Linked DNA regions of Mus musculus: regions 1, 3, 4, 5 and 6 are each linked to region 2. The links are chromatin loops, found by intact Hi-C in ENCODE. Cell type or tissue: heart. All regions are shown on one strand. Links, peaks and the distances in the headings refer to the core of each region. The heading gives the core; the rest is flanking DNA. Region 1 overlaps Zdhhc14 (zinc finger, DHHC domain containing 14). Region 2 overlaps Snx9 (sorting nexin 9). Region 3 has its middle 2.4 kb from the start of 3300005D01Rik. Region 4 holds the start of Tmem242 (transmembrane protein 242). Region 5 overlaps Tmem242 (transmembrane protein 242). Region 6 holds the start of Snx9 (sorting nexin 9).

Region 1 (5,148 bases), core at 473-4,472, 140 kb after region 2:
CTGACTTATTCCTGGAGATGCCACCAAGCCCTGTACCCCGGACACCCACTACAACCTGAATACATTCATTTCTTGCTTTTAGTCTAGAGAAGGTCCACCAGGCCTAGGGTGTGAAGCCTGCTAAGGTTTACCCACTCAGGGCTTGGCATCACATGGCTTGCACAATGGAGTTTGTAACTTGTTTTGCACTTTCATGCACACCTTATGTCAGTGTCCCTGGCTGACACAGGCAAGGACGTAACAGACTTGGTGGTATGGGTAGTTCTGAGAGGCACTCTGCTGCCTGGGGGTGGGTGGGATATAACATTGTTCTCCCAGGCTGAACAATCACATCCAGAGCTGGAATGAACATTTTTCAAGTGGGCACAGCGTGGTACTGTGCTGACTGCCCGTGGCACAGAGTGGCATGTCAGCCTGTCTGCTCAGAAGCAGGCATTCAGCCATCATCACCCTTCTCAGATCTGGACCAGGGTGCTCTGGCTAAATCCAATTTCCCAGTGCTCGGTAGGAGAATGGGAAGCAGATGGACTTTACCCCCTCTCGGCCCCTATGTGTGCTAATGGCCCAAACCTTAATAGCACGGTAAAATATTTATCTTATTTTTTTCTAGCTAGCAGCCAATCGATTGCTAACTCTCTCGAAGCATTTAGAATGCCAAGGTCCACTCAGCCACACTAGATGGACCCAGTTAATGGGAAATGCAAGCCACTTACCTCTCTGGATGGTGCCCCTCACCCTCACCGCTGAAGTAGGGCCCTAAGAGCCCAGTTGCTTATTCCCAAACAGGAAGAAAGGTCTGTGACATTCTGTGGGCTTTAAACTTTCAATTATTTTAGCCACTTGTCGTATTCAAGTTCCACACCACCTGTCCCTGAACCGTCTTGATTCATTTTTACCAAGGTCCCCAAACCCCTATTTGAAAAATGGCACCACATATGTATGGAGGATGGGTCTAGAACAGGGTGAGTGATAATAAGTATATTTGTCCCTCAGTGTCCTTAGGGGATTGGTTCCAGAGTCCCATGGAAGCTCCCATCTATGGAAGCTCAGGTCTATTAGTAAAACTGAACAATGTTTGCATATAGAACACACAAACCTCCTTCTGTGGGCATTGTCTCATCTCTAGGAGATTTATATCTAACACAATGCAGTGCAATTGAATAACATGGAAAGACAGACACACAACTCAGTGTAGATACCCTCCCCTCAAATATTTTCATGGTTGGTTGAATCCACAGTTGAAAGGGAAGATGGAGGGGCAACTGTATTCAGTGACTTATGGTTGCTTCTTGGAATTTTTTAAATGGGGCTGTTGGTATCAGGAAATTGGCAACTACTATATTAGGAGTATCGGGAATGAAAGGACTCTATAAAGACTAGCTCCCCCACCCTACCCCAAGGTATCTATAAAGACTAGCTCCCCCACCCTACCCCAAGGTATCTATAAAGACTAGCTCCCCTACCCCACCCCAAGGGTAGAAACTGGGAAAAGACCAGACCACCCTTGGGTCCAGGGTAAGGAGCAGGTGGGGGCCCGGATGTGGTTGACAAGGTGTAGGGGGAACTCTGTGGACATCTACTCATAGGTGGAGCATCTGACAGTGTGTGGTTGTGTAAGAACAGTTCTGTCTTAAATTACAAATAATTAGGTCTAGAAAACTTAAAAAAAATGGCTACATACAATTCACCTTCTCCAACTTCTACACTGCCACAGGGCATAACAGTGAAGGTGCCTCAGAGATGTCACAAGGAAGACATAAGCAGCCACTTTTCAGCATGACAATTGTCTGACTTGAATGGAATTGGTTTTAGCCCCAGTAACATTGTGTCTACTGTATTAATGAGACCTGCACCTGGTGCCGAGTCACAGAGTGCTCTGTGGATTTGCCATTGGATATGGGGCTGGGAATGAAGGCTGCAGAGCGCTGGTGAGTTTCCTGCAGCTCCTCCCGGATAGTCTGGCTCCCTAAAATGCCAGGTGACAGATGGAGTGAAGCCGCCATCTTGTTTTTGTCTCCAGTTGTGATCTATGTGACCTCAGCTCCAGGGTGGGGCTGCTGTTGCCTCATGAGGAGCATGAGGTATGCCTATGAGGTCTGTAGCGCCCCAACATCACATGGAACCGAGAAGACAGCCAGACAACATCCCGTCTCCTGGGTACCCCTCCCTCCACTTACTACACATAATTGCTGTGTGAGTGGCTCTTAGTTCATAGCAACCCCCCTTAAGCCTGTATTAAAAACAGATCAGGAAGGTGGGTGCTAAGGGCTGAGGACTGTTAGCAAGCTCAGCTCCCATCTAAGAAGCCGAACCATAACCCACAACATGAAGATTTCAACTTTGGCTGTTTTGAATTATTCCTTACCAGAGATAATGTGAACAAGTAAGTAACTACATGCAAGCTGTTGACAACTGTATACAGATCAAGAAAATAACAGAGGAGTCATTTTATTGGCTGTCCATAGGAAGGTCATTGTCACACAGGAGGCGAGGACTGCCCCATGGTGGCACAATATGACATCCATCTGAGCATTGACAGAGGGTTAAAATGTCTGTCCAGGGCAGGATAGACCCCAGGTGCCGTCTGCAACAGGGGATGCCCCCAGTAACCCTCTTCATCAGGAAACGCCCATCCTCATACAGCTAAGTCCAGTAAGTCGCGAAGGATGGCATTACCCACCGGGTTCGGTCTGTCACATTGGAAAGTATCACAAGATTAAAAAGAAGGAAAACAGAGAGACATCTTTTCTTCTGGAATACCACTGCTGTAACACAGACTATAGTGTGGCATGCAATCCCATGTCTGGCCGGCTTTTCCCTTTGGAACTTTTGTTTCGTTTTGTTTTAATGAACAAATGGAACGGCGGGTGGATTTCAATTAGTAGCTGTAACATTAGGTCCAATTTCAGTCTGGCCACCAGTGTCGAAAATTTTCCTCGTGTCTGTCCCAAAAGCAGCCGACAGAGGGCGCTGCACGCTGCATCCACGCTGCCTCTTTCAATTCCAGGCTCCTCCCATTGAGGGAGTCTCCTCTTCCCGGTCCACTCTGCAGATTCCAAACAAAACGTCCTCTTGGCTATGTCCAGTAATTTGTTTTTGTTTGTCACCTGTGGTCCCCAGGGCTGGCCATGCAGGTCACACGGAGCTGAGCTTTACCAAGCCCCTCACGGAGTCTTCGTGCAGGGAGTCCTGGCTGGCCAGACCCAACATGTGCATGGTACGGCTATGTGCTAGAGGGCTGCCTGCCCCCAGCATCCTTGGCGGTGAGGGTGCCTCATCTGGGGTCAGAAACTGATGGCCCCCATGCTCATCCTTCAGGGGCATAATGTCTGAGAGTGTGGCCTCCGTGGCAAGGTTGGGCATGGAGGAGGGTGGTGTGGGCTGGCCCAGCGTCAGGCTAGCACATGGGGTGCCCAGGCCGGGTTTCCCAGGCATATGCAGCTCTTCGCTGGTGAGGCTGGGCTCGCTCTGAAGCAGGGGCGTGGCTGCGGCCTGCAAAACGAATTTGGTGCTCTGAATGCACTGGTCTTGGTCGCACTGGAGAACAGCAGCAGGAGCCAGCAAAGAAAAGGTGGAAAGGAGATGAAAAAGGAGAGGGTGGGACGGGGGAGGGGGTAGGTGAGGGAGAAGAGAAACCATTAGTATCTTGTCAGTAAGGCAGAGGCAAGGAGCAGACATTAGGAGAGACCCTAGCACATGACACATACACACTTGTGTGGCAGAATAAAGTACTCTAGTGAGCAGGTACCTCTGTGGGCCTCCAGGGTGCAATATTAGCTACATTATAGCCTCTATGCCCTTGATTCCAAACTTAAAGGATGTCATTTATAGGCAATCCCAGAAAAGGGTCACAGGATTTCCCACCCACAGCAATAGAGACCACAGCTTCTTGTAGTTTGAGAACTTTAGTTTCTGTGTATGTGTTTGTTTGTGAAGTGCAAGCAAGTATGTATGCATGTGTACATGTAGTGTGTATGTGTGTGTCCACGTGCGCGCACGCACTTACATGTATGGAGGATCAAGTGCATGAAGCTGTTTGTTTGTTTGTTTAAGCAAACCAACCACTACCACACATGATGTGCAAATATTGGTAAATATTGGCTTTCCTTGGCTTAGTGGTCCCTGAGTTTTAAGTCACTACCAAACTACATACTAATAGCCCTGTTATTGCTAATAGGCACAACCAGAGGTGCCTCTCATCATTGGCGGCCCATGGGAACACATACAAGGCAGCCCTAGTGGGAGTAGAGAGCAACCGTCTGAGGTTGCAGATCTCTATTTCATGCCCCGTTGTGTGTGCACCCTTCCCAGAGCATGCCTTTTGTAAGTTCCCCGCCCTGTCCATGAGCCTAGAAGAGAAGGCTGAGGCCCCAAGGAGTTAGTAGTTTATTAGAAGTTTAAAGTCTTTGACTCCAGGCTGGAGCCAGACTTAAAGGGAAGCCCAGCAGAGGATGACAGCCTTGGGGATGGGGAATCGGGTCTCACCCAGCCAACGGAATGTCAAAGAAATGTGGAGATGGAGGGGAGGGCTGGGGGGAGCAAGGAGGAGGGGACTGAATGAGGAGATGCTATTCAAAGGGATGAGAAGACTGGGAAAAGCAGCTGGAACGGCTGTTGGTTAAACTCCATGAGCCACTAACGTATACATTGTCCAGTCTCCCCAATCATTCCTGCCCCACACCAGAGCTATCAGAGCATTAGAGAAGCACTCTAATCTTCCAGGGCAGCAGGCAGGGTTATGCCCAGGCACCACTGTCTGCTTTGCATAGCACATGAGCTTGGCCCTGATGGGGCAGCCTCATTGATTAAACATATGCTTCCAGGATATCAGGCTCAGAGAGATACGTTGTAAGACTGCTCTGTGACAATCACCATTTAAGATTCCTGCTGGCAGAGACATGCTGGCTCCTCAAATACCCCAGCTTATGAAAGCTAGGCACAGTGCCACAGGTACCCTGCCAATGAACCTGGGCCACAAGGCAGGCCAGAAGGCTCCAGCTGGGAAAGCAGTGGCCTTTTCTGGATGACAGATTCTTGCTGTCATCAGGTACAGTCAGGACTCTTGCTCATGTGCACACCATCCGCCATCACTAAGGAAGGAAGAGAGTGCTTGTCTCTGTTGACTGAAGTAAATCCTTCACATTGGAA
Region 2 (5,148 bases), core at 465-4,464:
ACCAGGAAACCTCCCTAGCCACAGGCTAGCCACAGCTTTATTACTATCTAGGAGAACAGGCTTGCTGTGCGTACAAGGCTCCACCTCTGTACGCAGCACGTGGAGCCGCTCCCCAGTCCCCACTGCTCCTGTTGCCCTTTGGCCTCTCCTGGGACTGAGCAGACAGCTGCAACCTGACAGACAGGTTCCTGCTGGGAAGGAAAGAGGCCATGAGGGCAGAGTGCAGGACTAGATAACTGCAAGACTCCAAAACGAGTGGAAAGTTAGCGTTTCCTGCTCACAACAGGAAGGCTGTTTAGAAGGTAGAATATTTCTTCTCTTCAACTCATCCACATGAATAAGAAAGTATCAGGCATTGGGTAAACATTTAGTAGCTGGACTAGAAAGTGATCGAGAACCAAGCAATATGTTGTCACTGTCCCCCTGGGAGGGGCACTGTGACCAGAATAATTGATGGAGATTTAACTGTTTCTCTCAAAAGGGCCAGAGGACACAAGGCCCTCTCATGTGAAAACCTAACCATTTCAACTCAAAACATGACAGAGCCTGTACATTTTCCTATTCTCTTATTTACAGAGCTTAATCTCAAGTCTACAGAAGGGTCTCTGGTAGAAATATAAAATACACAATGTGGACATTCTCTCTCTTATTTGGTTTCATTTTTTGAAACAGAGTCTAACTATGTAGTCCAGGCTGGCCTGGACTCACAGAGAGCCTGGGATTAAGGCGTGTGCTACCAAGCCATGTTTAAAATCTGTACATTCTCTAAAACAGGGGCTCACGCTAGGCCTACTTAGAGCCAACATCACTGACAAAGAGTTTAAGTGCCTGGCTGTGCTACTTCTATCTGACTGTTTCTATGGGCGATGGGCGGGGGTTGGGGGGTGGTGACACTTGCTGTAACAGGAGGACCCATGACAAAGTCTAGCCAAGCAGAAACTGGCCACCTCAGTGTCTGCTTCCTTCCTTCTCCGCAGGCCCTCATTCTGGAGAATATTTAACCTTTTAGGGAGGGGTCCATACCCATATCCTGATATTCTCAAAAGCAAATCTCAACACACCATCTTTCATTGTATTATTGGTTTTGCAAACAGTCTTTAGTGGATGTTTCAGGTGAGGTCTGTTAATACCCAGCAGGAGCGCCACACCCCCTCATGCCACACCCCCTCATGCCACACTCCTAGCCCCCAACCACTATACACACCCTCACAATGCATAGCCCCATGCCACACCCCAATCCCCCAACCACTGTACACACCCACACCACACCCTTAACCCCTCAACCACTGTACACACCCTCACACTGCACACACCCCCACGCCACACCCCATCCCCCCAACCACTGTACACACCCTCACACTGCACACACCCCCACACAACACCCCTAACCCCCCAGCCACCGCACACGCCCCTCACAGCTACTTTCAGGCAGCACCCACAGCGATGCTGTACCACCTGGCTCCCCTCAAGCCTAGCTCTCAGGAAAGCCAGCCAGCCCCGGCAGGAGGTGAGGCCTACCTGGTTATTGCTGTTGGCAGAAGATGAGTTGGTTTGAGCTGTGCTAGCTGTCAGGGAATCGAGGAAAGCTTGGTCGGCTACTGAATTCCCACAAGAAAACGGATCTTTTCCATCGTTTGGTAAAATCTGAGGATTGGAAAGAGCTGTTATTCCCTCACAATTCCATCTCAGTGAGAGCTTGAGTAGGTGACACACAATCTACCCTGGGGAGGGGCCGAAGCTTCAGGGCTGCAGGTCTCCCTCTCAAGGCTGTTTTTGCTGCACTCTACAATTTCAATAGTTTTCATTTATATTTATGTTAAACACTCTCAATTTTTTTCTTGATATTTTTTTCTTTGACTTATATGTAATTTAGATTGCTTAATTTCCAAGTATTTTGGTATTTTCCAGCAATCCTTCTCTTACTTATTTGGAGTTAAATTTCAGTATACTCTGAGAAGCACTCTGTGACTGGTTAATCTACCTACCTACAGACACACATGGACGCGAGCACACACCCCTGACTGATCAACCTACCTTCACACATTCTCCCTGTCTCTCCCCCTCCCCTCTCTGTTGGGTAGTTGTGCTGGGAATTAAACCCAGGGCAAACAGTGTGGCACTGAGCTACATGCCTGGCCCTCTTCTTTTAAACACATTGTGTGTTTTATAGTTCAGAACATGGCTTATCTTAGTTCACGGACGTCCATCATATCCTGTTGGTGAATGGTTCTGATGGTTCAACCATATTCTAACGTTAGCCTGCTGGGTCTGTCCATTTCTAGTAAAGTGAACTCAGTCTTGAAAGATTAAACAAATCTAAGAAGCTGAAACGATACCTCTTTAGAAACAAATGCTTGTATAAATAGAAAGACTACCAGGGTCAACCTAAATCCTTAAGATTTCTCTTGGCTGTGGCCATTTTAGGATCTCAGATATGCAGTGCACAGAACCAGCACAGGATCTGAACCTCAGACTTTCAAACTGTGCTCAGGGGTCTATGGACTCTTGGCACTGTGCAGACACAGCTATGTGTATGTAGACGTGTATGGGTGTGTGTGTGTGTGTGTGTGTGTGTGTGTGTGTGTGTGTGTGTGTGTGTGGACACACACTTCTGGAAGAGGAAAAAGCTCTACTGACTTCCCAGGATGTTTAAGACTCCTCACGGCTCGATTTTAACGGAGGACCAGAGAACACAGACAGACTCCTCCTGCTTTGCTGATAAGGCCCAGGGAAGCTTCCCGCCAGAGGCCTTCCAGAGGTAACTCAGTGTCTGTCACCCAAGAGAGGCAAATGCTCAGGCTTGAGACCTACAGGCAACCAGCAGGGGGCGCCAGGCAGCAGGCTCTGAAGGGAGTTTTGCTGCTGAGTGGCTGTGTATCAGGCAAGGTCACCCGCAGGACTTTGGGGTGTCCCATTGAAGACATCCTCCTGTCTACGAAAGCAGCAGAAGGAAGCGTGAAGCCTGGCCTTTTAAAGAATCCACTGAAAGTCTGCACATCAATCCACCTCCAAGCCGGAGGCGGGCGGGCGGCAGCTGCCCCTGGAAGGAAGCGAATCTAAACCCTCTGTAGCTTAGGCTCATAGGTAAGCTCTTTCCTTATTTCTACTTCAATGTATTTCCCGCACTTTATTTAATTAGCACCAACTACTTTCCCATTGAAGTTCTTCTTTTAAGACAGTTGCTGTCTTCCCAGCAACCTTTTAACGCAACAACTGATAGAGAGATGTGCAGCGAAGATGAGCGTAGCTGGTCGTGGGTAGTGCTTACTTCCACGTAGTCAGTAGGAACAAGCCCCTGCTCTCCTTTGTTGTTCTTTCCTTCCAGCCATCCTCCACCAACATTCTAACAGAAAAGATGAAGATAAGTGCTATGTTAGGACTTGCTTAGAAATTCTGTATTGAGAACTGTTACAAATTTCTAATTTTTACATGAAAAACATGAAGCTTTTTATACATAGAGCTAATACTGTTCAAAATTTTACATTTTAAAATCTTGTTTAGAAGAGAAAATAATCTATTCTAACAAGACACACTGAGCTCCAAGAAGTGATTAATGTTTATTTCCTTTGTGCAGGCATGTGCATCTACACAGGTGGAGACCTGAGGGCAACATCGGGTGCTCTTCCTTGGGCGCTGTGCACCTTTTAAAAAATGTATGTACTCCTTTATTGTGTGCATGTGCATGTGTGTGCACATGAGTGCCATGGCCTGTGTGGAGGCCAGAGGACAACTCAGGAGGTAGGTTCTCTCCTTCTCCACATGTATGCTGCGGTCATCAGCCAAGGCCACTGGCTTGGTGGCATTGGTGCCTGTACCTTTATCCACTGAGTCATCTCATGGGCCCCACTTTCTGTTTGGAAACTCTCTCTGGCTGGAGCTCACCAAATGGGGCAGGCTGGCTAGTCAGAGAGGCCTGGGAACCTACCCGGCTCCACCCATGCCCGTGACAGCCACCAAGAGGCTTTGTCCTATGTTTCCGGGATTGAACCTAGGTTCCTATTCTTATAAAACAAGTGCTTTCCCAAAGGACCTGTCTTCCCATTGTTGAGTGTATTTTCTATAACAAGTTATCCCAGAGAATCAAACTAGGAAATATGAAATAATTCCAGAGAAAAATACTAGGAAATATAATTAATAAAAAGGGTGTCCATGGGAACTGTGGTCATGTGTGATAATTTGTTACAAGGTTGAGTGTAGTCAATACTGTGTCAGGACAATATTCTAGGGGGTTTTCAAATTAAAAACATGTGAGTCAGCAACTAAGACAGGACATTTGATAATATTAGGAAATTACTAATTTTACGAAATGGCTGGAATGTATTGTCATTCTGTCTAAAAACTAAACCTATTTCTACTTGTTAGAAATACAAAACTAAGGGCTGGAGAGCTGGCTCAGTGGTTAAAAGCACGCACTGCTCTTAGGGACCAAGCACATGGGCGGTTCTCAATCATCCAGGACATCTGACGTTCTCCATGACCTCCACTGGCACTGAGACACAGCCCAGGTAGCCCATGAGAGCTTGAGCAGCCTGGTCAGGCTGCAAATACTATAGGTTTAGCATATAGGGCCAAAAAGCAAAGCTATGAGAATAATCATTATCATAAACCAAAAGAGGGGCTCAAAGTAGCTGGAGAGAGGCAATCAGAGAAGCCCTGGTAACCAAGCACAGCTTCCTGCCTCAGATACAGCCACTGCACTGTGATGGGGTATTCAGGAAGAACACTGGGGAACAAACCTCAGACAAGGAGCCTTAGGGCAAGAGACACAGCTGCTGGTGTGGAGCCTAGGGGCTGTGGGGGGAACTAGGAGGACATAGCAGCTGGTGTGGAGCCTAGGGGCTGTGGGGGGAACTAGGAGGACATAGCAGCTGGTGTGGAGCCTAGGGGCTGTGGGGGGAACTAGGAGGACATAGCAGCTGGTGTGGAGCCTAGGGGCTGTGGGGGGAACTAGGAGGACATAGCAGCTGGTGTGGAGCCTAGGGGCTGTGGGGGGAACTAGGAGGACATAGCAGCTGGTGTGGAACCTAGGGGCTGTGGGGGGAACTAGGAGGACATAGCAGCTGGTGTGGAGCCTAGGGGCTGTGGGGAGAACTAGGAGGACATAGCAGCTGGTGTGGAACCTAGGGGCTGTGGGGGGAACTAGGAGGA
Region 3 (4,000 bases), core at 1-4,000, 95 kb after region 2:
CTTCCTCTTAGCTTTCCAAATGACATCTGTGCTTCTCAGCAGGTAACCTAGCACCTGTCCGTTTCTTAAAGGCATTCTTGTCACCAGCGTCCTCAGACCTGAGCTTTTGCCACAGGGACCTGTCAGTTTCAGAACTCCAATGCTAGTGCTGTTCTGTGGACTTGGAATCCTTTCACGCCATGCAGCCAAGACCATTCACTCCTTCACTGATTTGGATGTTTTGTTTGTTTGTTGTTTGTTTGTTTGAGACAGGGTTTCTCTGTATCCCTGGCTGTCCTAGAACTCACTTTGTAGATCAGGCTGGCCTCAAACTCATAAAAATAAGCCTACCTCTGCCTCCTGAATGCTGGGATTAAAGGCATACATCACCATGCCTGGCCTAAATTGGCCTTTATAAAACTTAGTTCAGAGGCTACTTTACCAGGATAGCTGTGTAGGTAGGAACCAAGACAGCATAGAGGTTAAGTGTGTGTGTGTGTGTGTGTGTGTGTGTTTGTGTGTGTGTGTGTGTGTGTGTGTGTGTGTAAATGCCTCATTTGATTGTCCTGTAGGCATGTCTGTGGGACATTTTCTTGATTAATGGTCAATGGTGGGTTTGGGGAAGGGCTGCCCATTGTGGGTTGTGGACGCTGCCACCCTGCACTGGTGGTCCTGGCTGTATAGGAAAGCAAGCTATGTAAGCAAGCCATGGTCTTTCTGTTTCAGTTCCTGCCTCCAGCTTCCTGCCCTGAGCGCCTGCTGTGACTTCCTTCACGCTGAACTCTAACCTGTAAGACAGACTACAGTTGACCTTTTCCCCCCTCCAGAGTGGTTTTTGGCCATGGTCTTCATCAGAACAATACAAGCAAACTAGAGCTGGCCCCTGTCTCCACTTGTACTCTGTGTGGACTATGACATTTTGGAAACACATGATAGGAAAAGAAATGGGGCCATGAAAGCCTTTGACGGCTACTCTGGCAGCCTGCCACTCAAGTGCTTGTTGGCTTTCTGCCATGCCCTGGATCTGGAGCACTACCCAAGGGCTCATGTCATTTAGTCTTGTTCTCCATCCTGAGAGTTGACGGACTCTAAGGAAAGAGACTGAGCCATTGTGTATGTGTCCTTGAAGGTGATATTGGAAACCCAGCCTCCTTTACTCTCTCTCTCTCTCTCTCTCTCTCTCTCTCTCTCTCTCTCTCTCTCCTTCCTGGCTGCTGTGAAGGAAACGACAGACTTCTACCATGCACTGTGCCACTGTAAAGCCCAGAGCAGCAGGACTAGCTAATCAGTTTCAGAGATCTCTGGAATTATAAGACAAAGCAAACCTTCCTAATGATGCTGGGGGTGGGTCTATGTCAGCGGTAGAGCACCTCCTTAGCATGAACACCTCCGTGTATTCTCCAGCACTGCAAAACAACAGCATCAAAACCCAAGTTCTCTCCTTTAGGCTGTTGAGCCAGGTTTTGTGTCCCAGCAATGGGAAGTTAACACACCTGGGGAAGCTAACGCATTCCTCCCTGGGTGACTCTTCTCTGACTTGGCCACGCTAAACCAGAACACAACCATCTCTCTATTAGTCTCTGTGCTTCTTTGGAAAATGAGCTCTTCAATGAGAAGCCTGTGTCTTTTGTCGACTTGTCTCTCTGGCAGCAAGGACTGGGTGGAGTCTTTAGGGAGTAGCTAATTAAGTGTGATGGTGACTGAAGGCAGTAGCTGAGGGAGGGGATCCTGAAGCTGAATCAGAAGAGTGTCACCTCTCTCATGCAGTGTGACTTGGGCCCATTATTCTGCCAGGTTGCTGCTTCTTGGGTGAGTGGGAGGCTGGGGTGAGAGTCGAGGCTGAGACTGCAGAGCATAGGACGATGAGTAACAATACTTTTAAGGCATTTAAGCTACTTCGTTTTTCTGGAATATTTCTGCAGCAGTGTTCATTATTATAATTGTTATTTTGACTGTCTTGATTTTTATGAGAGAAACAGTAAGTTGTAAATAATACGTTGCAAGTGTTTTTAGTGTGTGTTTGTGTTTTTGTAAATTAGTTTCTGATCTAAAAGTTAATGTGGCCACATATGAGACAATGTAACAAACATACGTTATGCTGAGTCCCAAGGGAATGACCACCAAATTTAGCTGGATTATCATTCAGGGTTTACAGCCTTGTCACTGTGGGCTTATTACCACAACTTCCTATAGTGCAGAAGAAATACTCTGTCTGCGTGACTTTCGCCCTCTACTGGCCAGAAGTAGATCCTTCCGATGTACTTGACTATGTTGCCCCCTAGGGATTCAACTCAGTCTGCGGCTCAATTTCAGAAGAAGAATGTTGGCTTGCTAGCTAGAGAATCTAGTACCTTGCATGCATTTTCAGGAGGTATCAAGGCATGGATGTGACACCAATCCTCAAGGTCTTCTTTCAAGGACCAAGATATCTTGAGAACCTTGGAAAAGTATACTCAGCACTGAAAATGGGAAGAATTGGATGCACACAAATGATACAGTTGTTGTCTTGATGTGACAGCGCAGAGGCAGTGGGTGAGGTGACCGTGCTTCTCTGGAGCTCTGTGATTTATGGAGGACAGAGGTACACGGTTTCTAAGGTGACTCTTTCAATCATACCAGCAAGGATTATAAAATACAACATAACTTGTCTTAGCAGCCAGGCATTCACCGCTATCGTTTGTGACTGTCGAGGACAGTCTTCTCAGTCAGCTGATGGTATGTCTCATCTCAAAGGTCACACTTGAAACAAAGTCTAGTTTCACAGGAAAAAAATCTGGTGGGTGTGACCCAGAGACTGAGCTTGTTTTTTTTTTTTTTTTTCTTGTTCTCCTTCTTTCAATATAGGCTCTCTCTGTTTAGCTCTGGTTGTCCTGGAACACACTTGGTAGACCAGAGTGGCCTCATATTCATAGATCTACCTGCCTCTGCCTCCCAAGTCCTGGTATTAAAGGTTTCTCACCCCGTTCCTTTCTAGGAGCCCTCAGTAGGCTTTATCCACATCTTGGGGATCAAGGCTAGGGTTCATGTCAACTTCATATCTATATTATATCACTGGCCAGGAGAGATGGCTTATGTTGAATGTTTTGGAGGATTCTCTCAGGGTAGCAAGAATCCTGGGACGGATACAGGTGCCGTTTTGAATATAACAACTAGAGCTGAGCTGGGTAAATTGAGGCTGAGGCAGTGGCGCCTGGCTTTTAGGCAGATTGAAGCCCTCTGCTTCTCATGAAAGCAAGACAGAGCAGCAGTTACACCTGTATTCTAAATTTGAAGAACTGTCATACTTGCTACTTAAAGTCAGGCAGTTGATGGATGTGTGGGCAAGCCCTGGATTCCAGGAGCCTTCCCATCATTAAGCAGTGAGAAGAAACTCACTGGGTCACTTCCTGTGGCATGACTCCCTTCTGACTGACCCTTCTGAGCAGTGGGCAGACCCTCTCAGGGGCCTCAGGGAAGCCCCAGGGATAACAATTGCACTGCTCAGACATCTTCCTTTCAAACAGTTAGTTTAGCCAAATTTAAAGTCTTCTAATTTGGATTCTGCAGTTCACAATTAGGTAAGGTGACTCTTTTGACCTTTATTTCTGAGCAGCAGCCACAGAGTTCGAGACAGTTAGCAGCTAGCTTCCTTCGGGATGCTGGGGTCATCTGTTCTGGAGAACTGCTTCCCTGACAGAACTTCCTGTGCAGGGCAGCACTTCTGTTCCCTGAGGTGTTGCTTTCCGGAAATGCTTTCACTTCCTGGAATAATTTCCTGGAAGTTGTAACTGGAGAGCGGCGGTTGGGCCACTGTGTGTGTGTGTGTGTGTGTGTGTGTGTGTGTGTGTGCCCCCATGTGTTTCCTGTTAGATATGGGAAGGGGAGTGTTGGGAGCTTGCTTGAGAGGTTGGCAGGGGTCACCTTAGTCATGGGCTTGGCCTTTCTGTTTCAGATGATATCTCCAGTGGTGTGCCTGTCTGCTTAGATGGCTCTCCCGCCTTCTTTCTTCTTCTACCCATGTTCTGAGTACCCATTTGTTGCC
Region 4 (5,148 bases), core at 468-4,467, 450 kb after region 2:
CTCACACAGGTTGGAGGCACTCAGACAATGAGACAGGCCTTGGGGCACGGGACTCTGCAAGTTCCCTAGATTTAAACATAGTCTCCGTTCAAGCCCTTAGGGTAAACAATAACATAATCCTTGAAATAAAATGTGTCTGTGCTTTTGGTGGGATGCAGCAAAGAAAGAGATCATAAAAAGCTCTCCATTTGCAGACACGAAAGTTCTTAGACCTTTCTTGGCTCAGAAGCTCTGGCACGGGGCCAGCAGTCTGTGACCACCAAGCCCTTCTAGGTAACACCAGAAATTAAGCTCAGATGAAGAGTACCTGCCCATCAATTAAGGAAGAACCTGCTTTGAAAAGCCAGGACTGCCCCTCAACAGCTGTGTGCACTTGAATGTGTTATTCTTTCTGGGTTTATAGAGAGGATTAAATGAAATAAAACATTTGAAACATTAAGTGTGGTGCTGTACTTTGACAGCTTCCCATCAATCACTGTGACAAAGCACTGGAGATAATTAACATATAAAGGAAAGGAGTCTATCTTTGCTCACAGATTTGGAGACTCCAGTCACAATGTGTTGGTCCAGATTAGGTAGATTCTGTCCCATCCATGCAAATGAACAAACAAGAAAGTTGTAGGCAAGGGTCCTTTCGCATCGCCATCACGATGAGAAGAGGCAGTAAAAGATCCTGACAGAGAGTAAAAAATTATTTAAGCCCCTAGATCTGTGTCCAAAATAGCCCCATTGTTCCAGGATGCCAGGTGTTTGCAGTTTTTGCCTTTCTATAGCCCAATGCCAGGTGTTTGTGGTTTTTGCCTTTCTATAGACCAATGCCAGGTGTTTGTGGTTTTTGTGTCTTTATAAACCCCTTACCCCTTGAGCTCATTGTCAACTCTTCTATCCCTGGGAGGGATACCAGTTGTCCCCAGTGCACTGATCTTGTTTGTCTGTGTTTCCTCTTTTGTTTTCCTGACCCCTTGAGCTCGTGGTCAACTCCTCTACCCCTGCATGGGATACAAGTCGTCCCCAGTGCACTGGTCTTTCCCAAATAAACCTCTTGCAGTTTGCATCAAGACTGTTTCTCGTGAGTGATTTGGGGTGTGGCCTATCCTGAGTTAGAACGTGGGGGAGTCCTCACGTTGTGGGTCTTTCAGCAGCAGAGCAAAGTCGTCCTTTTCTTTTAATAGGGTCTTTCTATGTATCCCTGGCTGGTCTGGAACTTCTTATGTACACAAGGCTGCTCTGCAACACACCCACATGCACCACCACACCTGGCATCCATTCTGGCCTTGAACAGAGCAAGGACAGGAAGAGGAAGAGGCTGTGGTCTCACAGTCCCTCTTGAATTAGCCAAAGCTGGATTTATAGGCCACACCTCTCAGTGACTTTGAACCACTAGGCCTCATGGTTCAAAAATTCTGCCAGCTCTGAACAGTATCACCTGATGGGCTCTCAGTGACCCAAAAAGATATAGCAAGGGCATATAGGAAGCATCCAATATGTTAGCAGCTATAGTCACTATTATTATATGTGACAGGAAAGGAGAAGTATAAGTCCTTCTTGTAAGTGCCTACAAGTGGGCACAGTATTTGCCCACTTGTAAGGGGCCTTCCCAGACTCTGAAACTAGGCTTCTAAGGAACTGGACAGAAACAGAGCAGTTGTCCTCAACCAAGCCTAGCATCAGATCTCATGCTGCCCCAGACTTTCAGAGATAAAGTCTCTAATGGGAGAGACTGGGCAGCTTTAACCGTTCGTATGTAATGCTTTAAAAACTACTAGAATCAATGATAACAGCAATTAAAACGCATATTATGTGTGCCAGACACTATGCTAACTCCATCACACTCATAACTTTTAAAAGATTGAAACTGGGTCTTGTTACCTAGGTTAGATTTGAATTTATCCTCTTGTATCAGCTTTTCAAGTGGTCAAGAGGGATGTACAACACACACACACACACACACACACACACACACACACACGCACCTCTTCATTCAAAAATCCTGTGAGGTACTGTTTCCATAGTTAATAATTGAGGGGAACGAGGTAACGAGAGGCTATATGGCAAACACCAAGTTCACACAAATAAGAAGTGCTTTACGACCTGAACGCAGGTCTGAGCTAATAAATGCATTTAACTGCTGCAAAAACTAATGCTTTCATTTACCCGTCCCTCGGACAGGCATTTATTATACATGACCAGGTAATACACTGAGAGCTGGGGAATATCAAATGAGTATAGATAACAATCTCCACCCTCAAGATGCCCATGCCCTTAAAGTGCTCAGAAAAAGGCTAGAGGCTAAAGAACTGGCTTCATTTTAAAAGATGATGCCATATGTCTTAGGTCTCCCTTTGAGAGGCTGAAAACGTTGGCTACTTCCCACTACTCTTCCCTCAATAGCCATTTACTCTGTCCGTAGACCCTGGCACATCGTCCTCCCAGGCCTGCTTGCAGGCTGCTAAGGATCCCAGCAAGTCCGGGGCAGCCTTGGAGCCCGTGTTAATAAGCTTTGAGAGAGGGCCTCTGTACTCTGCTCTCTAGATTGGCTCAGTTCATTCAATCATTTAGCCAGCCCAGCGCGTCCACTGGGGGCGGGCAAATCAGATCTTGGGAAGGGCGTGTGCTTCGAAGCTGGTGAGATGTTTCTCTTCCAGAATTGGGCATGTCACTTAACCCTGAAATAACTATTTCGAAATTTCTCAGAAAGAAGCGGGGAAAATATTGAGGCTTGCTTTTTAGAATCGTGGTCTGTTAGTGCGGACCAAATCCTTAGAAGCAGTGCAAGTGTATCTGGAGTGGTAAACAGCTCCAGGATCCAAGCCAGGCAGATGGGCTCCCGGCTCCATTTGCGACCTCTCACTGCCTCCTAGAGTCGGAACTGAGTATTCTTCCAAGTAGGGAAAACAAAACAAAACCAAAAAAAAAAAAACCCAAAACCTTACTAAAGTCCAACAGATCATCACCTTGCAAGAAGGCGAGTGATCCTCCCAGGAGGGCCGTCTTGTGGGGCGCCGCCCTCGGCTCTGGGCTGGGACAGAGAGCAGCCTTTCTGTCTTCTCTCACTGCAAGAGTGTTAAGCGGGGAAAGTGGGAAACCCGGACCTTTCTTCAGGTTGCACAGGGAAGGCAGCCGCGGAACCTTTCTTCTCTCTCCCTTGAGCTTCCACTCGGGCCTCTTTGGTAACGGAAACAGTAGAGTAGGAGACTTTAAAATGGAGACCTCGGGTCCTGGGCCCGGGGAGTCCTCTGAATTAGAAGCTCCAGGGTCTCCGGACGATCGGTTGTTTCTGGTTAAAGGTATGCTTGCTCTGAGCTGGGATGTGATGTTCCGGAACACATTCTTTTCTGAGAGCCCTTATTCTGAACTCAGCCAGTGGGGCCCATATGTCACTCACCAGGTGAAGTCTCCTTGGGCAGGGGCGGGTAAATCCTGCCATCTACTCTCCAGTCCATACTGTATTTACCCATCCTTATCTATAGTTTTTCTTGTGCCCTGCCCTTTTCTGATTGCCACGATCTCTTCTTCCCGTGGAAAAACTTCGCGCTGCTGTCCTTGAGGACAGAGAGAAGGGAAAAAAACCCATTCTCAGCCCTGAAGAACTGAGCTTCAGAGCGTACCCTTGAACCAGAAACCCGAGGTCGTGAGATCACGCAGGTTTCTCAGACCCACTTCACAAGAGCCGCCTAGCCATGATGTTTCGAGTTTTGAATGTAATCCTGAAAGTTTCTGATACTTCGTTGTGCAATTCTCTTTAATTTAAGTTTTATTTTTAATCCCTTCTCTCAATTCTTGGCAGGTGGAATTTTCCTTGGTTCTGCAGCCGCAGCGGGAATGCTAGCTGGATTTGTTACAACATTATCATTAGCTAAAAAGAAAAGCCCTGAGTGGTTCAATAAGGTTTGTGACTCTGAAATCCATTCATAGCATTGCTATTGTTTTTAACAAAGGACAGCTTTTTGCATAGGAAAAAATAGTGACCTTCATTCACATGGTTTTGAAAATACACCCACAAACCCTCATGGGTTTAAGAAGTATACTAGTTGTCAGTCTTGATTTTTTTTTCCGTGTGCTTCCTTAAAAATTAACAGAATGAGGCTTTGAAGAATAACTGAGCAAAACTTTGGAAACATTGTTTTCCCTACAGCATGAATAAGTAATTTAGTATTGATAATAAGAGACCTTGCTTTGAAAGAAAAGCAATATCACTTAAACTATTGGTGCTGGTTGCAAGAAGTATATTTATTTCATAGATGTTAAAATTTTAACATTTTTTTAGAATGAGTGAAAACTTTGTTTTTGTGTTTTAATGCAAGGGCCGCAGTCGCTATAAAGTGCCTGGCACACAGTAGGTGCTCATAAAGTGTTGGGTGACTAACTATATCCACTAGAGACAGAAGATCATTATTCTGTTAGCAGGATTGTACATTTGCTGTTTGTCGTGTGCCTGCTTTCCCTGGTTGGTGGGGAATTTCTTGATGTGTATTGTAGTTGCTTATAATGTCTTGTCTTTTCCCCTCCCACCCATATTGCTGACTTACTGTTCGCCTCAGTAAGTGTTTACTTGGGATCCTTTATGTTTCAGGCACTCTATGATTAAGGTGGATAGGGTACAAAAATAAACATGTCTTTCCCTCGGGAATTTAAATGTCTGCTGTGAGAGACACAATTAGATATTCACACCAATAACTATGCAATTAGCTTGATGTGTGCTACAGACAAATGTTATGTGAAAAACCATAAACCAATTGAATTCCCTTCCACTTATCTGTAATAGTCATACTTAAGCTTTGAATACTATAATGACAGGAGACTAAAATGTATCTAAAATGCTTTCCAATTCCCTCTCAATACTCTAAAGGGTTATGGAGCTACTAAGATCACTTCTGTGGCTCCTCTGATGGGCCATTTTCTCCCTCTACCATGTAATACTTTTAGAGAAGAAATTACTTTGTGGCAGATGTCGTTAAGACCTAACCAGTGTTGGTGCTTTACAGCCAAGCTGTGTTTGGTTTCGAAACCACAGGTTTAATCTGTTTAAGAATCTGATAATGAGAAAAACCCAGGGATTGTCTTGTTTCCACATACTAACAGCTTGGTTCTTTGTTTTGTTCTGGGGCTGGATCATAAGACATGCCACTTGTGCTCTAACACACTTGT
Region 5 (5,148 bases), core at 713-4,712, 460 kb after region 2:
TCAGAAAACCTGTCACTGGAGGGTTGTCGGTGATTGTTGGTATTTGTTCCATTTCTCCCACTTGAGGCATTATACCAGCCATTTAGACATAGCTAGTTAGAAGATGTAATATTGGGAGCTGGTGAGGGTGGGTCACTTGCCTAATACAGCATACCTTCCTGCCAGCAGACTTGAGCTTGGAACTCAGCTCTGAATGTTTAGGGCCTAGGTTTTCTAACTTTACCTTCCTTCACTAGCTAAAATGGGAAATAAAGTAGGGGCAAGGGGAAGGGAGTGTTGGATGTGATTGATCTGATCCATTTGGTTCTCGCTAGCTCACCAAGCTTTCCTAGATGGATGTCAGTGTCTTACAGTGCTGGCCTTTCTCTCCTCATAGAAGAGGAGACTTCTTAAGCCATCCCCTGAAGCAGAAAAGGCTTAGGACATAGGTACAAGTGAACAAACGATTTACAGCTGTGTAGAACAAGAGAGTGGCTGTCTGAGAAGCTGGGAGAGAGTGTTGACAGAAGTACGTGGGCAAATGATTTTCTTTCCTAGAAACATCACGATATGTCAATATTGCTTTTTAAAGACTGCACAGGATGCTTATGCTCATACCACCCAGACGTACCATCCATGTGTATGATGTCATTTTTATTCATTTGTACCCAAAATAAAGCACAGCTGCCTGGGAGCTCCGGAGACCACCCTGGCTGGCTGAGGTCTGTTTGGGGACACCTCTGCTCCTGTGGAAATGCTAGCCGATGGTGCTGGCTGACAGCCTGTTATCTTCCCAGTGCTTAGTGCTGTGAGTGGGTCGTCAGCAGGGTGAGCGTTGAGGTGGAGAGCGCAGGTACTCTGATGTGCAGAGTCATCACAGGCAAGGCCCCGTGGCTGAAGACACCACCTGCATAGCTCAGTGAACACGGAGAAGCCCATCTGACTCCTGCTTAGAGCCATCCCTAAGCTCCAGTATCTTTGGTACAGGAAAGTGCTCTGTACGCTACCAAAGGAGAAGCACAAACACCCAGGCAGCAGCCACACTTGGATCCTTAGTGCTGGTCTGCTATGACAGTGCAAGGATGACACGAAGCTTGAAGCTTGTGCGAGTCACAACCAATACCTGATGTGACCTAAGGCCCACTCCGTGAGATGGAACCCATGGCTATCACTGCTTGAGTACCAAGAGCCTCAGACTAGATAGCCCAGGGGCCTAGAGTAGAACCAAATACTGTTCTAAGATAAAACAGAGGTAGCAATAAAATGGCATTGAGCTACACTCGAAGCTTAGTGCCTTGGTCAGCCATCGCCGGAGAGGCTCAACCTGCATCAGATGGGACCAGATAAGGAGACCCACAGTTACTCTGCAGAGAGTGAGAGATTGCAGAACGCTTACGATAAATCGGACATCTCCATCAAATCCCCTCAGGGGGATGGCTCAAGGAACCAAGTGGATGAGGAGGCAGAAAGAGGGTAAGAGCCAGAGGGATGGAGGACACCAAGAGAACAATGCTCTCTAAGCCTAAGCCAACGCTATGGACACAGAGACTGAGGCAGCAAGCGAAGGGCCTGCACGGACCTGCACCGGATTGGGCCCTAGAACTGAAAGGAGACGTGAACACACCCCCATCCCTAGCCCGAAACTGTATCCAGTGTTTCCTCCAAGGGAGGCTCATGGGGAAACAAACTACTCTTAGGGGTAGGCCGTATGCCCAGCACTAGATGGCTAGCAGAAAATGATCTCCACAGCATCTTTGGAGGTCCCTTCTCTCACAGTGTCATGTCAGGACTGTTCCATGTTAGCATTTTATGGGTTTTTTTTTAATCTTTTTATCCTACCAGTACTGTGTGTGTGTGTGCGTGTGTGTGTGTGTGTTATGGCTTCCAGTTTAGTGTTTTTATGGGGTCCCTGAGTGTACAATTGAGTGGGTCTCTCTCCTTTTTTTAGGCTCTTTTCCTCCTGTTTGTTTTGCCCGATATTGATGTGATAGTTCTGTTTTATCTTATCATATTTTACTCCTATCCCTTAGAGTCCTGTTTGTGTTCCAGTGAGAGTCATGGGGGCTCCCAGATCTGCCTCTGCAGAGACGAGGCTCCCTTAGCAAAGGTCACGACCCTGCTCCAGGCTCCTAGACAGAAGGAGGTGGATCTGCATGAGTGGGGAAGTGGGAGGGAACCGCGTGTTCCCATGTGAGGGCAGGTCTATTTTCAATAAAAGGGAATAAAATCAATAAAATAAAAGAGTCATCATAAGAAATCAATCTAAATTTTCATAGACCAACAAAAGTAGGTTATCATACTCCCGAGGATTTGGCTTTATGGGCCAGACTGCTATTTTAGTTTCTAGAACATGAACGACTTTGTTTTATGACACCAATAAGGGGATTCTTACCTAGGTAAAATATTTGAGAGAGAAGAAAATGTTTTCTAGTTAGCGTTACTGACTCTGTGGACTCTGACACTGCACCTTAATGTCCTACTAGGAAGAGGACGTAGACAAACCCTGTCCCACTTCAGAGGCCGCTAGGCTCATCTGGTCCCTACGCTCTCCAGAGACACCCCTAGAAGGCCAAACCCTCCGACTAAACCCCGTGCCAGGGCATGTCTCTCAGGGTGGGAGTGTTCGAATTCATCAAGTGAGTACTCTAGAACCCCTTTGTGGGGCTACCCCGAGCTGGCTGTGTGCTGACACACCAGGAGAGGGCACAACCCTGCTCCTGGCTCCTAGAACAGTGTTCGGAGGCGTGAACTTGAATCTCTGTGTCTAGCCCAACTTGGGGAAATGTCACTTTTCTACAACTTAAGATGACAGTCTCAGGATGACCCACACCTCTGCAGCATGGAGGTGGATAAAAGCAGGCAGAGCAAAGCTAGCTCCATTGTCTGGTAATTGCTACTGCTACCTTTGAATTGTGCTCTCTGCTGTAAATCCAGTTCCTCTTGCTTGCCATCTAGTGGCTGATTGTGAGCAGCTCGCCTGAAGCGCTTAACATTTCCTGTTTTAATTCACAGCTCCCCCTGCTGGCCCGAGAGGCAACATGTTTAAACTGCTCACAGCAGACTCTCAGTGTCTTAAAGTGGCTTTGCTTTTTACTTTATTACCCACAGTTATTGTGAAATTCCATTGCACAGAGAACACATAGTATACATCCAGTGTAAAAATGCATTTGTATCTTATGTAGTAGTGTAGCATTTAAGCAGAGTTCACAAAAAGGACAGCTGCTAGAAGCTGTTGCATTTGTTGGCCAAAGGCACTGACCTTACCCAAGGTTAAAGGTGAGACCTTTAGAAACAGCTCGAAGTTCAGCACCTATCCACCCCAGTGCCTTGACCGGTACTGAGCCAGCATGGGCAGCTTGATGGGCCATATGACTTCGAGGTTCCTTCTGAATTATGGTTGAGTTGTGGTAGTTTATCGTTTGAATATGATCGAGGCAATATTTCACCGCAGTAGCTTTACTAGCAGGGACGGGGGGGGGGGGGGTAGTTGGGGAAGCCTTTCCTGTAGGTTCCTGGTTCCCTCTTTAAACCAGCTGTGCACGCGATTCCAGGAGACAGGGCATTCAGCCCTGGCAGGTACACACTGGGCCAGTGTGATTAGACTGTTACTAGGACAGGTGGCTTAGCGAATAGCTGAGCGAAATACTATCTTAAGTGGAAACCTCCTGTTTGTGCAGGAAAGCAAATTTCTGTTTAGTTATTGGCATGTTACTCATGTAGTGACATGTTAATTTTGTCACTAGTGCCCTTTATTACTTACTAGTTGGTATTAACTGGTGGTCCAAGGACTTCTGAAGAGGTTTCACTTATTTACAGCTAGACCACCCTATCTCTCTCTCTCTCAGAAGGTGAAACATTAGCTATCCCACTATTTCTTAGTTGCTGTAGTTATAACTAGAAGGGACTGTGGGTGTGCTCAACCAGTGGTGTGGCCCTGTGTTGTGTACTGTTACCTCAGAGGCCTGGAGTCACCACCAGTTAGCATTACTGAGTGAGAATGTTTGGGTGGAATGTTGCGCGCGCTCAACTGGCCAGGAAGAACGACGCTGCTACAGGATCCTTCTGCACACATTTATTCAGTCCTGTTTCTTCTTGTTTATATCTCCCCTGTTTATATCTCCCCCGAACCCTGGGCCTCTCACTCCTTTTATACTCTCTCTCATCCACGCACCGCAGGCCACGCCCCCTCACCAGGCACGCAGCTTCAGCTAATCAGGGCAGCAGGGGCATATCTCCATCAAAATGGATTCACCAGTATCCTGGTACACCTGCGCAGCTCTCAAGATGTTTGTGGTTTATATGAGGAAGTCAGGTGCAAGTCATACGACTTAGCTGCAGTCCCTGGCGCCTTTGGGACTGCCGCCACACCCGCTCCCCACAGTGGAATCTTCTATATTACATCACACGTCTACGGACAGGATTGTCCAGACTCTCCCTTCTAGTCCGGAGGTCGTAGGCTCACCTCACCACCATCGTCTCTGCTCTTGTAAGAGGCGAGGCTTCTCTCGTGCCGTGTATAGAATGTTCATGATGCCTGCTGGAGTGAGAACTCATAATTTACAGCTGTTGCCTTTGTAGGAGCTGGAATGTAATAAAATCCAGGGATGAATATTTCTCTGTGAGAGATTTAATTTTAAATTAGTGGGGAAACGGAGATCTAACGTTATTACGTTTTTTTAACTATTGAAAAAGGAGGGATTTGCCTTTGTATCACCAGTTGGTCAGCTACCTGTTACTGTAACAAAGTATCTCAGGTCATGAATGGCCTCAGGAAAGATTGTTCAGCCTCCAGTTTTGGAAGTCACAGTCTATGACTGAGCAACCCATTGTCTTCTGCTCCTGGGGCAGTGAACGCAAGCAGTGGCTGGCGTCAGGGTGGAGCAGACGGCTCACATCACTAGTTAAGGAACAGAGAGCAAGACTCGCACAGTCCATGTCCCAAAGGATCCTTCTCGGCATCCTCCTGCCCTCCCCACAAGGCCCTCTCCCCAAGTTTCCCACCATTGATTAGCACCACTCTGAGGCCACCTCTGGGGAGCCATCATAATCCAAATTTCAGATGAATGTGTGTGTGTGTTTAAACTAAAATGTGTAGAGCCTGTAATTTTTAAAAGATAATTTATAATTTTTTCTTTAGCTACTCATTATTAAAAAGATGCCTATGGAAAA
Region 6 (5,148 bases), core at 651-4,650, 50 kb after region 2:
TTGACTCCAGTTCCAGGGAATCCAGATCCCTCTTCTTGGAACAAAACACCCATACACATAAAATAAATATTTTTCAAAATAATCATGTGACTTCAGAGATAAGTGTATATTCAAGAAAATATTGTAAGAACGACTTAGACTAAAACTGTGTATGGGAGAATTAAAGCCATTTTCCCATAAGCACTAAGGCAATCCCAACCCTACCAGCTGTCCACGTGATGCATTCATTTCCCAACACTTAGCTCTTATAGCAAAAGCCTGGGCACTACTTGGGCTTAAACGTCATTGAGTCCATCATCAGTCCTTGCTAAGTACACCTGACCACCTACAGGGTTCAAGGAAGGGAAGAACTCCAACTCTTCAGCTGTGGGGAAGGGAAGAGGTGTGTCTTTCAGGGACCAACTCAAAAATGAGCTTTGCTTTGACACACAAACGGAGAAAAGCGCAGAGGAGTTCCCTTTAACGAGGCTTTCCCAACCAGCCCCTTTCTTCAGAGGGCAGTGGTTTGTCCTCTGGTCCACCTGGGGATGCGGCCTCTTGGAACTGTGATTACAAACTAGGGAAGGGCACCAACAGGCAGCCAGGAGAGCTGGAATTTGCCTTCAGAAGCAGATAACAAGTAGGAAGTGCTTACACAGGTAGTGAGGCAGTGTGCAGAGGGGTCACAGGCACCTCAATTTCAGCCCAAGGACAGCCGTGCTTTTTCACTGGAAACATAAGGCTTCGCCACCATCAAATAAAACTTTTTCCTCTGCTTGGATATATGCATTACTTGCTAAGCTGAAGTAGGCATGCATGCCTCAGATCAGTACAAATATTACAGAATAGGGTCTATGTCACAAATCATTGTCAATGTTGCAAGATAACTCTGTAATTGAATTTTCAATTTCTGAAATGTCTAGGCAACAAACCTCAAAAATCCTCTGCTTAAATTAGGTTTCATCTCCAACAAAGTTTGTCACAATATAAGTATATTGAAAGGTAGGTAGTTGTCTTATATCTAGGAAAACCAAGCAACAACTGCTCAGATATACTACTAACAAGGCAATTATTTCAACAGTAGCAGTAGGTTTCTGAAGAAGCTTCATTTACATATAAACACTACACCTAGACAGAGTCAGGACAGAGAAAATGAATTTTTCTGGGCCCCAACTTCAACAGACTAAATGAAATCAGGCACTTCTGACCTTCCAAATTCCTTAACACTTTCCTATACCTTCTATAAACACCCATCTTTAAAAAAAAAAAAAAGTTTTCATCAAGCCAGAAGTAGCTTAGACGTGTCAAAAATAAATCTGGAAAAGGCACGCTGTTTGTAAAGGTGACATAATCAAAGCTCCGAGTACCAGTCTGTCTGCTACCCGCACATCGCAGGTCTATCAGAGGTTCACCTATGGTGCCTCCCACCCCAGGTCCTCACTTCCAAGGCTTAGGCTTTTCCCGGTGGCTATTTCATTCCCAAGTGACTACTGAAACCGCACAAGAAAAAGGAACAGGAGAAACTAATTTTTGTTGTTGTTGTTTTGTTTTTGCAGACTCAGATAGCAAAAACGGACTGCTAATTTCACAAACAATAACAAAAAAATAAGCAAACCAAGATTCCTGGCCATTTACCAAGCAGGAACCAAAGTTCCACTAAGCAGTTGGGGCCTGGGCCTTTTATGTTTTCTTTCTTTCTTTTTCTTTTTTTTCTGCCGGCAAACACGTAATCTAAAAGCACAGTCATTTCCCTCTTGATACTTTATTCGCTCCGAAAACGTCCCATTCAAACAGAAAAAGCCAGCCAAAACCAAAAGGAAAAAATGAGAGCCTGGAAGGCAGTGGACGCGGAGGGAGCGTGACTCCCGGAGGCTGCAGCGTCCTCCCCGCCCGGCTCGAGCGCCGGGCTGCCGTACGGAGGAAGGAGGCAGGCGCCAGGCTCAGTGCGGAGCGGCAGCGTCCGAGTGGCCCGCGCGCTGCTCCGGGGCTACGGGAACTCCGCGTGCCGGGGCGCCCGTCTCCGCTCAGGTGCAAACTTTGCGGAGCCGCCGCCGCCCAGGGGGAGCGGACCCCAGCGCTCGGCGTGACCCCGCTCTGGTGCCCGAGGTCGCGGGGTGAGGGGTGGGGGGAGCTCGCGAGCGACGCGTCGGGGCGCTTCGGCCTCGCCACGGCGCCGCGGAGCCGAACGGCCGGTCCGGCCTGCGCCGCGCGCCCCTCACCTTGGTGGCCATGGCGGGCGGTTCCCCGGCCCCGGCGGGCCGGCTGGTCTCCCGTGCTGCGGAGCTTCGGCCCTAAGCGGGCGGGGAGGTCGACTCCGTCTGCGGTTCGGTGGCTGCGGCCCGGCGCGGCGGCTCCGCCTCAGTCCTGCTCTCGGCGCTCCGGCCCCCGCGGCTCGGCGACTCCCGCCGCCGCCCGCGCCTGCAGTTCCTGAAAGTCCCGGCTGCGCGGCCCCCGCCCCCGCCGGCCAAGCCTCCCATGGACCGCGGCGTGCGCGGCGGAAGCGCGCCTGGGGCCTCGGCCGCAGCCCGGCCTCCTCGCCCGCCCCGGCCTCCGCCCCGACCCCGCCGCCCGCGGCTCCGAGCGCAGGGCCCTGGCTGGAGCGGCGGCTGCGGGGTCGGACGGGCGTCGGGGTCGCGGCCTGGTCGCCGCCGCCGCCGAGCCGTTCGCTGGGCGCGGCGCCGAGGGGGGCTGTGCCTCAGGCCCGGCTCTCTGCGAGCCGGAGAACGGTGATCCCCGGGAACTGACGGGAGCCACCCGCCTGGGATCCCGGGCCCACGGCGGGGCTTGCTGAGGGATCGGGGTGCTTGGGGGTGACTACTGCGAGCGCCACACGGACAAGCCAGCCCAGGGCGAGCAATGGCTTCCTGCATCTAGGCTGCATGGGATTTCTCGGAGGCTGTGATCTGGCCTGGGCTTCTGGGCCTGGACGCTTGGGGACTCCACCTGAGATGACCCAATTCTGCCCTTTGGATTGTTTAAAAATGCCTCAAGAAGTTTGAGGGCGCAACAGGTTTCCTTAAGTTAAAAGAGAAGCCCGAATTATAACATCTTTGATTGAGAGTAGTTTGTCTGCAGTTGGATCTGTATGGGTTTTATTAATAAACGAATGGTTTGAATTGATCGATGAGACTTTCACAAAAGATGAGACTGGAAGATTTACCTTAATCAGTGCAATAGTTTAATGCAGTTGTTTATAATAAGGATGCATCTTCTAGACAAATAAAATCGACTCTCTTATCCCAGGAAGTTGATATTTAATTTTACTGTCAAATTTGTAGCTTCTAGGACTGGGGGTGGTAGAAAGAATGACACATAGGTGTTTGCACCCCAGCACTGGGGAAAAAAAAATGTTTTTTTTTACTGACCAGAGAATTTGCAAGTTACAGCCAAAAATAGTGTTTAAGTGGTAATTCAGAGTTTTCTGTGGATGTTTGTGTGTATCAATGCTATAGTCAGGCATGGAAATATTCTTGTGTCTGTGTGTGTGTTACTGCTAGCTAGTGTCATGTCTACTTGACAAAGGCTAGAGTCATGTTAGAAGTAGGGGACCTCATCTAGGGGAAAACAAAAACAAAAAACACCAGATTGACTTTCAGTCATGCCTGTGGTGTATTTTCTTGATTATTAAAGGTGTGTGAAGGCCCAGCTATGTCGCCCAGCCCACATCTGTGCTGGTGGCCCTTGTTGCTGTAAGAAAGCAGGCTAATCAAGCCCTGGGGGACAAACCAGTAAGCAGCTGCCCTCCATGGCCTCTGCATCAGTTCCTGCCTTCAGGTTCCTGACCTGAGTTTCTGCCCTGATTTCTTTCCATGATGGAGTCTGACACAGGAGCGTAAGCAAAATAAACTCTTTCCTCACCAAGTTGCTTATCATAGGATTTATTTTATCACCACACTAGGAACCCTAACACACACATACAAGTTATGAGTGTGAACATGCATATAGCACGTGTGAAGTCAGAGGACAACTTATAGGAGTCTATTCTCTTCTTCCACCACGTAGGTCCTGGAGGTCAAACTGAGACAGTGGCTGCCGAGTCCTTATCAGCTGAGCCATCTGGGCAGTCCAGGCTGTTGTCCTTCTCCTGACAGGAACAGGGAAGTCATTGAGACCCTTCTTTCTGTATTCTAGACAGGAAGCCCATATCCTATTTAACCCTTTGAAAAAGTTATTATTTATTTACAATGATAAATCATGGCTCAAATAACTGACTTGGTAATATCAAAATTGAAAGTAACCCTAGCCTTAGGACCAACAGCTTCTAAGGACAAATTCTCCATTCAGACTGGGACACGTCAGCAAAGATATTTATCAAAGCATTTTAAGCCCCAAAAGAAAACATCCATGTACTTGTTAAGAGGATTGTCCCAGTAAGACATAATTATATGAATTTATGTTCTAGGAGGCTTATATAAGGCTAATACAATCAATCCTTTCTCTTCACACATTCCCATCCCCACATTCAGCCAGTTTCAGATTGAAAATATCTGAAAAGAAAAAAATGCCTCTGTACTGATTGTAAATTATTTTCTAAACAACAAAATAACAGCTATTTATCTACCTACAGTTTGTACTACAAATGGTTCAAAAGATGGGAGGCTGCATAAAAGTTCTATGGGCACGTTATGCCCATTTTTGTGAATGGAATTGAACATTTTCAGAGTTTATAGCTACAGAGAGTCTGGGACCCATCACCCATGGATATCAATGGCAAACAGTATTTTAAGAGTATTGCCAAACACGGAAGAAAATATTGAGTGTACAATCCACATGTGTGAAAAGTAAAGAAATGGTGTACAAGTGCAAAAAAGTCTAGAAAGTTTAACCAGATCATACTGGCCATGCTTAAAAAGAATTTTAAAGCATAAATTTATATTAAAATTTAATTTTATGTGTATGAATGCCAAAAGAGAGCATTGGATCTCCTGGCCCTGATGCTATAGATAGTTGTGAGCTATCATCTGTGCGCATCAAACCTGAATCCTCTGGCAGAGCAGCAAGTGTCCTTAGCCACCAACACTTCCCCAGCCCTGTTTAAAGTTCATGTTTTAATAAGCAAATAACTCACGTCTTAACTTGATAAACAAGTAAACACTTGTTTTAAAAATGTTTCCCTAATAAACAAGTAAAGCCACCCATGTTTTTACTAGGCAAAGTGTGAATTGCTAT

The links. A loop is a pair of places that touch in the nucleus more often than their neighbours do. Peaks named below come from ENCODE experiments on the same cell type or tissue, not always from the same donor. Only the 100,000 strongest peaks of a DNase experiment are listed, where the experiment ranks them.
Region 1: it touches region 2 in a loop (5-fold over the local background); 2 of 42 quality-filtered maps call a loop at or near these places.
Region 3: a loop joins it to region 2, with 7 times the contacts of the local background. A loop is called at or near these places in 35 of 42 quality-filtered maps.
Region 4: a loop joins it to region 2, with 6 times the contacts of the local background. A loop is called at or near these places in 18 of 42 quality-filtered maps.
Region 5: a loop joins it to region 2, with 3 times the contacts of the local background. A loop is called at or near these places in 17 of 42 quality-filtered maps.
Region 6: a loop joins it to region 2, with 2.6 times the contacts of the local background. A loop is called at or near these places in 14 of 42 quality-filtered maps.

What each region holds. Positions count from the first base shown.
Region 1 is chr17:5,751,081-5,756,228 of GRCm38, reverse strand. It overlaps Zdhhc14 (zinc finger, DHHC domain containing 14), which reads right to left. Exons shown (of 9, transcript NM_146073.3): 9 at 2,338-3,537. The coding sequence ends at 3,136. Among named protein-coding and RNA genes, the nearest start is that of Gm41519, 17 kb to the left of the region's middle. In heart, for the core only: a CTCF peak has its summit at 2,966 (motif pointing right); a DNase peak (open chromatin) is centred at 3,108; H3K4me3 peaks cover 805 bases; H3K27ac peaks cover 587 bases; H3K27me3 peaks cover 327 bases.
Region 2 is chr17:5,888,270-5,893,417 of GRCm38, reverse strand. Snx9 (sorting nexin 9) reads right to left here. Exons shown (of 18, transcript NM_025664.6): 3 at 3,269-3,343; 4 at 1,519-1,644. Among named protein-coding and RNA genes, the nearest start is that of Gm46599, 37 kb to the left of the region's middle. In heart, for the core only: a CTCF peak has its summit at 2,824 (motif pointing right); a DNase peak (open chromatin) is centred at 2,847; H3K4me3 peaks cover 260 bases; H3K27ac peaks cover 1,292 bases.
Region 3 is chr17:5,794,276-5,798,275 of GRCm38, reverse strand. No RefSeq gene overlaps it. Among named protein-coding and RNA genes, the nearest start is that of 3300005D01Rik, 2.4 kb to the left of the region's middle. In heart, for the core only: no CTCF peak of the experiment used is centred there; DNase peaks (open chromatin) are centred at 2,225 and 3,715; H3K27ac peaks cover 565 bases.
Region 4 is chr17:5,438,272-5,443,419 of GRCm38, reverse strand. It overlaps Tmem242 (transmembrane protein 242), which reads left to right and starts at 3,160. Exons shown (of 4, transcript NM_027457.4): 1 at 3,160-3,287; 2 at 3,788-3,888. The coding sequence starts at 3,203. In heart, for the core only: CTCF peaks have their summits at 2,648 and 2,848; DNase peaks (open chromatin) are centred at 2,549 and 3,119; H3K4me3 peaks cover 1,864 bases; H3K27ac peaks cover 1,485 bases.
Region 5 is chr17:5,427,412-5,432,559 of GRCm38, reverse strand. The region is part of intron 3 of Tmem242 (transmembrane protein 242); the gene reads left to right. Among named protein-coding and RNA genes, the nearest start is that of Tmem242, 10 kb to the left of the region's middle. In heart, for the core only: no CTCF peak of the experiment used is centred there; a DNase peak (open chromatin) is centred at 2,949.
Region 6 is chr17:5,838,597-5,843,744 of GRCm38, reverse strand. Snx9 (sorting nexin 9) reads right to left here and starts at 2,421. Exons shown (of 18, transcript NM_025664.6): 1 at 2,199-2,421. The coding sequence starts at 2,210. In heart, for the core only: no CTCF peak of the experiment used is centred there; DNase peaks (open chromatin) are centred at 1,984 and 2,464; H3K4me3 peaks cover 2,644 bases; H3K27ac peaks cover 2,628 bases.